Regions from separate parts of the Homo sapiens genome. Here region 1 is linked to region 2. A link is a contact called in ENCODE Hi-C or POLR2A ChIA-PET data. All regions are on one chromosome and are shown on one strand. The core of a region is the stretch at or near the end of the contact, and the rest is flanking DNA. Distances in the headings are between cores, read along the strand shown.

Region 1 (4,547 bases), core at 4-2,503, 68 kb before region 2:
GCCTTCAGAAGACCTAGCACCGAGCATAGTATCTGGCAGATAGTAGGTGTCCAACAAATGTTTGCTGGATGTTGAGCAAAGTACTAGGTACCAGATCCAAGAACTCTGGAAAGGACTATGGGAAATCCCTGAAACCTGGCTCCTGGAGGGGACCCTTAAGCTCACACCAGGAGGGGATCTCCCTGCGAAGCAGCGCCTCCTTAACCACTTGCTCTCCACACAGAACGGCCCCAACTCTCCTGCTCCTCTGATGGAAACTACCAGCACACCTCTCCTCAAAGGTGACATCAGCTCCTAGTGGCACCTTGTCCTGGATCCCTCCTCCTTCTCGAAGAAAACCACCTACACCATGTCTCCAAGTCCTCCAGCCCGACCTCTCTCTTCCCACCCACCATCAAAACCTCAAAATCTGCGCTGGAAAACATCCCTACTGCGTGGACGTAAGTCAGCGCCCCACTCCCACCCTCCCAGTTCAGGCATCTCTATTCCAGCCCTCTTTTCCTGTTGCGCCCACCCCTGTCCCCACCCCCACCAGGCCTCGGGTTGGCCGCTCCTTCCACCCCACCGCCCTGGCACTGCGGAGATGGGGGCATCTCTGGCACAGACTGAGGCTGGCAGTTCGAGGAATGGAGAGCTAGCGACAGGAACAGGGGTGCTATGAGCAACTCGGGAAAGATTAAGACCCCCGCGAAGAGCGAAGACCTCAGCCCATCAGAATCGCGTCCCCAAAGGAGTGGGGTTGGCCCCGGAGCCGAGAGGCGCTTTTTCTGACTCTCCTGGAGGGGAAATGGGGGCGCAGTCTGCTCCGTTCCCACCGGGAGACTCGCCAACTCGGCCCCCTCCCCTGAAGCCGATGGAGCAGAGGGCGCACTCCACGCCCTCCCCGCAGATCAGGCATCGCCCCTATCCTCACCCCCAAGGGCACAGGGCACCGCAAAGGAGGGCGAGGGGCGGCAGGGTAAGCAGTACCGACGCCTGCCGGAGGTAGCACATACGGAGTCAAAAAGGGCTGTTTCCCGAGGTGCGATAGACGAGACCCCTCCCCAAACTGTCGAGGGGAGCTGGAGATGGGGAAAAGACGCATCCTACCCCAGTCCAGGCTCTGGGCGCTCACCTGCCTGCAAATGCCGAAGGCCAGGCGGCTAGGCTCGGAAGCAGCAGGGAGCCGCCCCCGACCCGTGCAGCCCGACACGTCCTAGAGCCGAGCCGGCGCCGAGGTAGCTGCAGCCTCCGCCGCCCAAGCGCGCGGCCGCGGGGCCCCGCCCCCTTCCTCCGCGGACAACCCCCCCCGGCTCCGCCCCCTAGGCGGGGCTGGGCTGCCGCGACCGAGGCCACGCCTCCCGCCCCCAAGCGCCTCGGGTCCGGGCACGTGACGAGAGCGCCGCTTTGAGGCCGCGCGCCATCTTGGTTCAGCCTAGGAGGTGGCGAAGTGCCAGAGTTTTATTCCGCAGAAGGGTCTCAGGGCCCAGGAGTGCTGCCCACATTCTGCCCCTCCCTCTGAACTCGCCCTTGTTCCTAGTCTAACAGCCCGTTCCCTAAATTGGCCTTAGTCTCGGCCTTGTAATTGTCAAGTTTGTCACCTTTCACGCTTGCTCTCCTGCCCGTTCCTTGCTTTTCCTTTGATCGCACCCATTTTTTAAGTGGGGAAACTTGATATCCGGATACTACATCTGTAGTATGCTCTTCAGTGAATTGTGTCGCTTGCCTTCAGGCACCTGGCTGTTCTAACACTGTTACTACAAAATGAAGGGTTTGTCTATTACATATACATAGTATGAAAACAAGTCTCAAATGCCAAAATTCCTGACTGACAAATTTTAGCTAAGCCTCTCCATTTTCCTGAATTGCTCCCTTACCCTGCCCCCTGTGGCTATTAATGCATCTTTTCCATCTGCTTTGTGAAGTTTCATCACAGTGCCTACTCAATCCTTTACCAATACCCAGTAAGCACCACTAAAAGTGTGAACAATTTTTATATACATGCAATGTGTTCATGTGTGTGTATTTATAGATATATACACAGCATGTTCTATATCAGCAGCAAATGCTATAGTTGAGATCAGTGACACATACAACCTTCTCTCATTTATCTTCCACCCAATATATTCACCATTTGGCATAATTTCCTTGCGTCTCTTTGAAGACAGGGAAATCTTGAGTAATTCTGATCTGAGGGGTGGGTAAGTGAAGCTAAATCTGTGACCCTTGAACAACAGGGCCTTCAACTGCACAGGGCCAGTTGCATGCAGATTTTCTTCCTTCCCCGCCACCCCTGAGACAGCAAGACTACCCCTCCTCTTCTTACTCGTCAGCCTGCTCAACATGATGACCCACTTAATGAACAGTAAATGTATTTTCTCTTCTTTGATTTTCTTAATAACATTTTCTTTTCTCGAGCTTATTATAATAAGGTATATACTACATATACAAAATGCACATTAATCAACTGTTTATGTTATCAATAAGGCTTCCAGTCAACAGTAGGCTATTAAGTTTTCGGGCAGTCAAAAGTCATAGCAGATTTTCAACTGTGTGAGGGTCTGTGTCCATAACTCTCACAGCGTTCAAGGATCAATTTATGTTGCTTGACAGAGCAAAATCACAGTATATAACCTGTAGTCCAGAAAGTTCTAATTCTTCTTCGGGTGGTCTGGGGTCCTCACCAAAAGGAAATCCCTGAGACACTTCACATCCTGTCACTAATAAAGCATGTATCATGCTAGAAACGGCAACTCAGCCAATGCAGAGGAAGGCTGAAGCCAAGATAACGACTGGTAACACATTTTACCAAATGTTTGTCAATATTATGCTGAGAGAGAGCTGAGGCAGTATCTAGTACTGTATCTGTCACCATACCATGGAATTTGACACAAAAAACTCAGAGCTGAGTCAGAATACAATTATTAAGCCAAATTTATTTCACCCCCTTTTTAAAGGTACTCCTAAGCGGGGAACAATGCACCAAGACACTCCTGCTCCATGGCATCTTTAGTTCAGGCAACCTGGCAGGGACTGTGCTTCTCCCCTCCTGCCTCAAAGAGGCAACTTTTAATTGTAGAGATCTGCAAAGTGCTCATTGTCCTTAGGTTGTCTGTTATCACTCAAATGCCCAAATTCTGTTTTTGACTGACCCAGGCTCACTCTGTGTGAACAGTTTTAATACCACCCTCAACGTGGGATAAGGTTAGCTGTTAGCAGCAAAATTAAGCAGATGCTTTCTAGGAATATTCCTAGGGAAGATGGTAAAAAAAAAAAAACAAAAATGTGAATTTAGCAGTTTGCCTCACAAGATTTTCACTTTTAAAGAATACTGTCTTAATGCCCACCTCCTGGCAATATCCAGGTAATATCCAGCTCACTGGTTAATTTTGGATGGTGGAGGGTGGGAGGAGAGACAAGCAGCAAGGTTTTCTCCTTAGCAAAACAGAAAAACGTGATTCTCTTCTCAGAGTACACCTGAACAATAGGAGTCATCTAAACAACAGGAGGACATAAGCATTTCTGCATGGACGGAAGACCAGGCTTCTGTAGGCACACAGGATGACAGCAGAAGCAGCACAGTACAGGGCAGAGCAAAGTCGCTAAGTGCTTATGGTTCAAGAGGCTGGTTTCAACATGCAATGCATTTTGTTAATGACGTTTTAGCCTAATAAATGCCCTTCTAACAGTTCAAGGAAAGGGTCACTATCCTTCCTGAAATAACTTTCTTGGTTTTACATTTTATTCAGAAATACATATTTAAAAGATCATTTCATCAATCTTCTAAACTTTTTTGGCTGATTAGAATAACATATACCACAATCAATTTTTTACTTACCCTTTTACTTTTTTTTATCTATGTACACTCTGCCTACTCCTTTTTACCACCATCTACCACAAGAAAAATGAGACTCATCTTTTAAACTTATGGTACAACAAAAAGACCTGGGTCAGAATCTTGGCTCTGCATTTACTGGTGTTATAGGTACAGTCACTAATTCCGTTTTCTCAACTATAAAATGGGAATAATATCACCTACTTTGCAAGACTGTGAGAAGTAGAGATACTATGTAAAGTTCCTAGTATAGTACCAAGGGTATAAAGTCATCATCACCATTATCAGCCTCATGCAAAAAAATACCTAAAATCCAAAACTGCCAAAAGAAAATGTATGCAATAAATATCACAAATTATTTTTTAAAAAAGATACACAAGTCAATATGGTAAGATTCTGAAAACCCTGTCACCTGCTTTATTTCTGGAGAAGGGTAAAGGGAGAAGGGAAAATATTCACTTGAATTTGAGGGGCAGCTAAACTGGAAGCAACAATTTCAGGCCTCTAAGGTTCCTCTGATCCATAAGGGAATGCTGAAACTTCCTTGTTTGGAGATTCAAAGAGTTTAATTTTTCCCTACAGCAAGATCAACAATTTTCACTGGGATAAAAGAATAAAGAACAAACTCAATAGCACCAAATGGGGTTTTAACACAGAAAACAGGGCCACTCCTTTTAAATGCAAATTTTTACATTAAAATATGTTTATAAATCATAGTAGTTGTTTTCCCTCT
Region 2 (4,899 bases), core at 2,363-4,862:
ACCCCTGGCTGTGCAAATAAATGGGGCTGAGGCCCCTGTGTGATATTGAAAGGGTTGTTGTGTCTGGGGTCCTTGTTTCCAAATCCCCGAGGACCTAGGGAGGAAGGGTTTGCCACCATGCAACTCTCCCAGGTGTTCCAAAGAACCTTTGAGAAGTTGTACCATGTGCTGAAATGTGAGCTGCCAGCAGACTCAGTGATCATCTCAGCAGCTGTCTCAGCAGAGCCAGAGCTCCGCTTCTCCCTGGAGGCTCTCGAGGTGGGGGAAGGAGAACACACATTAGAGGGGACATTTTTGAGCCCAGCTGCCCCTCACAGTGTTCCCTTGATAGGCCACTCTTCCCCTTCTTCCTTCTCTTGGCCTATCCTTCACCATATTTATCCTTCAGGGAACCTGGCACACAAATCAAAGTGTTGTCTTTCTGTTTGGAAGGGAAGCCTTCTTCTTTAAAAAGTAACCTGACATCACCAGCCCTGGCCGGAATTGTTGATGCCCAGATAGAGTTGGCCTCCCCCAGGCTCATCTGTCCTGAGTACCCTTCTCCTCTGCTATGTAGCATGACCCAATCTACTCCCTTTCCCAGGGTAGGACTAGGGCAGCCTCTCCAGATTCTTCTTTGTTACTCCCATTGCAACAAAACAATGTGGTGGGCTCAGAATGAAGGTCGACATTGCTTTTCTGCTTTTCAGCAACTGTCTATTGCTGTTTCTGGGGCTTCTGAGAGAAAGATTTGTGGGACCCTCAGAATTCACTCCTCCCCAGGGCAGAACCTTCAGTAAATTCTGTTGGTGGTGTTCCATCCAACATTTCTTGATCAGCTAATATGTGTATGGCACTGGGCTCTGTAACACAGTCTCAGCCACCTCACCTCCAGGAAGGAAAATCTTGCTTAGGAACGTTGGGCTCAGATAGTGAAGCAGGCTTGTAAAGAGAATTTCCTGCGTGGAAGATCACCATTCCTTGTCTTGCATGGGTTTTTGTCTCATCCACTCAACATACAAATGTTTATTAAGGATCTGGCATGTGCCAAGCACTATGCGAGGCCCTGAGGATAAAAGTGTGACCAACACTGGTCTTAGACCCCCAAAGAACTCACAGTCTAAGACAGACAAATGACATTTTTTTTTTTTTTTTTGAGACGGAGGCTCGCTCCGTCACCCAGGCTGGAGTACAGTGGCGCAATCTCGGCTCACTGCAAGCTCCGCCTCCTGGGTTCACACCATTCTCCTGCCTCAGCCTCCCGAGTAGCTGGGACTACAGGCGCCCGCCACCACGCCCGGCTAACTTTTTGTATTTTTAGTAGAGATGGGGTTTCACCGTGTTAGCCAGGATGGTCTCGATCTCCTGACCTCGTGATCCGCCCGCCTCAGCCTCCCAAAGTGCTGGGATTACAGGCGTGAGCCACTGCGCCCGGCCAACAAGTGACAAATAATTATAACAGTGTGACTAATACCATAGCAGAGGTACATACAAAGTGCAGCTGGGAAGAGGTTGAGAAAGATTCAGAAAGGGAGGAAGGGGGGAAAGAGAGGTAACATTTTTGACAGCCTGGGCAACATAGTGAGACCCTATCTCTACAAAAATAAAAAATTAACTGGGCATGGTGGCACGAATCTGTAGCCCAGCTACTTGGGAGGCTGAGTTGAGAGGATCCCGTGAAGCCCAGGAGTTCGAGGCTGCAGTGAGCTATGATCTTATGATCACACCACTGTACTCCAGCCTAGGTGACAGATTGAGAGCCTGTCCCTAAAAATACAAACAAAAATGGTTTTGAGTTAACAGCCATGTACCAAGTACTGTGCTAAGTACTCGATCTACATCACATAATTTAATCCTTATGATAATCATGTGAGCTGAAGATTAATAATTTACCAAAGGTCATACAGCTGGTCAGTGGCTGACAGAGCCTAAATGTGAATTTAGGATTGTCTGAGGCCAAAGTCAAACCTAGAAGTGGGCATTGTAAACTGCTGGCATCTTGCAGCAGACAATGAGAAGGGCAGTCCAACAGAAGGATCAGCATGTGCAACAGCCTGGAGGAATGAAAGAGAAGTTCACTTCAGAGAACTAGTTCACCAAGGCCCAACATGCCAGAGGGAAAATGGAGAATGATGAGGCCTTAGAAGTTAGAGCCAGCTCGCAAAGAGCCTCGAAACACTATGCTGAAGAAACCTGGACTCAATCCTGTGGACAGTGAAAAGTTTCTGAGGGTTTTATACAAATGGCAACACGGTAATAGCTAACATTTATAAAGCACTTACCATTGGCTAGGCCTCATAATAAGAGCCTGCATGAATTATCTCACTCAATCCTGACAAAGACCCAATGAAATAGTATTATTTTATTCCCACTTTTCAGATGAGGTAATTATCATTTGGAGGGGTTCAGTAATGTGCTCAAGATCATAGACTGGCCTGGGACAGAAGCTTGGCTCTATGTGACTCCAGAGCCCATGCTTTTAACTAGGACCAAGAGAATTAACCCCACGTCCCTGAAGCACCTATATCAGATTACAATGAGTCACTTTCTCTGCCTCTAGAATGGCACTAGTTGCACAGTGAGCTATGATATGATTGCACCACTGCATTCCAGCCTAGGTGACAGTAAGAACCTGTCCCTAAAAAAGAAAAATTAAAAATTTTTTTGAGTTAACAGCCATATTGAGGTACTGTGCCAAGTACTCTATCTACATCAGATAGTTTAATCCTTATGATAATCCTGTGAGTTAAAGGTTTGCTCACAAGAGGAAGATTGACATTGCTTTTCTGCTTTTCAGCAACTGTGTATTGCTGTATCTGGGGCTCCAGAGCATGGGGCTCTAGAGTCACATAGAGCCAAGCTTCTGTCCCTGGCCAGTCTGTGACCTTGAGCATATTAGTGAACCCCTCCAAATGATAGTTACCTCATCTGAAAAGTGGGAATAAAATAATACTATTTCATTCTTGGGAGAAATGAGAAAATGGCCAGACCCTGAAATCCCCTTCTGTGTTGTGTGGTTCAGACAAGGGCTGCACTACCCTATGTTGTCTCGCGATCTGCACTCTAGGTGCCTGTGGGAGCAGGAACTGGGGCACGGGTTCACCAGCAAGAGTAGTTAGAAACAATTCTGCTCTCTGATAAGAAAATAACAGGAGGCAGACTGAGGTCTAGCCCAGGGCCTGGCACATGGTAGGGGCTCAATAAATAGTTTGTGGAAGGGAAGGAAGGACCATGCGGTTGAAGAAGAGATTAAGAAGTGTTTCAGAGGTGAAACGACTAGCCTTGGGGACAGAGGAGATGAGATAAGGTGTATGGTAGAAAATTCAGCATTCCCTCCCGACGTTCTGTCTCATTCTCTGAAATTTCTTCTCCATCACGCACTTCAGGCTGCGATAACGAGGTGGAGTGTAGAATCCGACGAACGTCCTCTACCCCGGGGCGGGTGGAGGTTACCTGGCTGCGGCGGGGAGGTGGGCAGGCGGCAGGGAAGGCGGGGCAGCAGGGCGGGGCCCGGGGCGGGAGGTGTGGCCGGCGGGCGCGGGCCTGTGATTGGGACTCCGCGAGAGGGCCTAGGATTGGAGGGCCCAGGCAGAGCCCGCGAGGAGGTGACGCGGCTGCGGAGGTGACGCGGGAGGTCGCGCGCCCCTTCCGGCGCGGGGAGGGCGCTGAAGATCGGGGCCGCTCGGCCGCAGGCCGCCTCCAGCGCCGCGGGATGTAGCGCGGGGGACCGCGGCCCCCAGCAGAGCCCGCCTGCCCGGCTGTAAGTCTCCCAGGGGCTGCGCGGTGGGCAGGGACTCGGCGGGAGCGCGGGGACCCCGGGGGCCCCGACCCAGGCCTGCGGAGGAGACAGCTGTTGGGGGAACCCGCTCCGACTTGCCAGGGGGCTCGGGCCCCAGCCAAGGAGCCGCCTGGCCTCCAGGCATCCAGCCGGTCAGGTTGTAAACATTTCCGGCCCCTCCCACTGCGCGCCGCCTCCGAGGCGGCCTAGGTGCGGTGGGCGCTCGTCCCCGGCTGTCCCCCGACTCCCGGCAGTCCTGTGAGTGCTGCGCCTTTAGCCCCACGGGGTGGAGATGCATGGGTTCCCCAGATCGGGACCAGAGAGCCAGAGTTAAGCCTGGCCCCGAGGCCGCCGCGCGTGGGGAGGGAGGGCTGCGGGCCTAGGTCGCGAACCGCCTCTCAGCGGGGAACAGCCGCATTGGGTTGCCAGGAAGCCCTAAGGTTCCTCCACCAACAATCTTTGGCAGGTCAAGTCCTGACAGTGCCCTCACTTTGATGGGGTGGGAAGGGAGGTTGGTGATCGCTCTGCAGGGTTAAGGTAATCCTGAAGGCTGAAATGCGGGGCAGAATCGAAGGTACTTTGGGGGAAAATGAAATTTCATTACCTTAGGTATCTAGGATTGATGTATTCTATCTTCTGTTTGAGAATTTTGGTCTTCAAGCCTTCGATTTTTAAGAAAATAGATAAGTGTTTTTTTTCCCTCAGTTTCTGGTGCTCTTTGGGAGAATGGGAAACTGACAAGGCCAATTTCAGTTTACACCGTTTCAGATGTCAAAGGAGCGCTAGGAGGCCATGGTACTTTACTAGATTAACCATAGTACTTCCCTCAAGTGATTCAGAAGACGGGCTAGAAAATACAGCGGAGAATACATAGGCTGCCATCTACAAAACAAATGATTGTAATGGCTGGTTCTTTTCTGAAATGAAGTAATAGTGGGGTCGGTTCACTGCTTTTCTCTTTTCCTAGTAGTTGGGTAGGCTACGATGGTGCAACTTCGGTTCCTGAGGTTGTATACTATCTGTATACTGCCAGGAATTTAGGGTGGTGCTAAACAGATTGCAATGTCAGGGTACCGGCTTGCAGCTACTAAATGTATTTACTCCAGGAATAACTTTTATGTACCCATATTGTGATTTGCACT

Evidence for each region. Hi-C counts contacts between places; a loop is a spot of excess contacts on that map. ChIA-PET counts read pairs that join two places held with the same protein, here RNA polymerase II (POLR2A). Pooled maps may share reads with other maps.
Region 1: a map of CD4-positive, alpha-beta T cell shows a loop between it and region 2 (12-fold over the local background). The contact joins the promoter of PPFIA4 here to the promoter of ADIPOR1 in region 2. A Hi-C loop is called at or near these places in 11 of 168 maps with a recorded cell type or tissue (B cell, CD4-positive, alpha-beta T cell, CD4-positive, alpha-beta memory T cell and 6 more), 11 of 37 single-sample maps with no recorded cell type and 20 of 50 pooled maps. POLR2A ChIA-PET finds 5 or more read pairs at or near these places in 4 of 52 experiments (CD4-positive, alpha-beta memory T cell, H1, K562 and 1 more).

What each region holds. Positions count from the first base shown.
Region 1 is chr1:203,023,197-203,027,743 of GRCh38, reverse strand. PPFIA4 (PPFI scaffold protein A4) reads right to left here and starts at 1,253. Exons shown (of 30, transcript NM_001304331.2): 1 at 1,115-1,253. TMEM183A (transmembrane protein 183A) reads right to left here. Exons shown (of 8, transcript NM_138391.6): 8 at 2,896-4,547. RefSeq lists an enhancer at 806-1,327 and a silencer at 1,154-1,463.
Region 2 is chr1:202,957,025-202,961,923 of GRCh38, reverse strand. ADIPOR1 (adiponectin receptor 1) reads left to right here and starts at 3,612. Exons shown (of 8, transcript NM_015999.6): 1 at 3,612-3,739. CYB5R1 (cytochrome b5 reductase 1) reads left to right here. Exons shown (of 9, transcript NM_016243.3): 9 at 1-51. RefSeq lists silencers at 3,034-3,083, 3,384-3,943.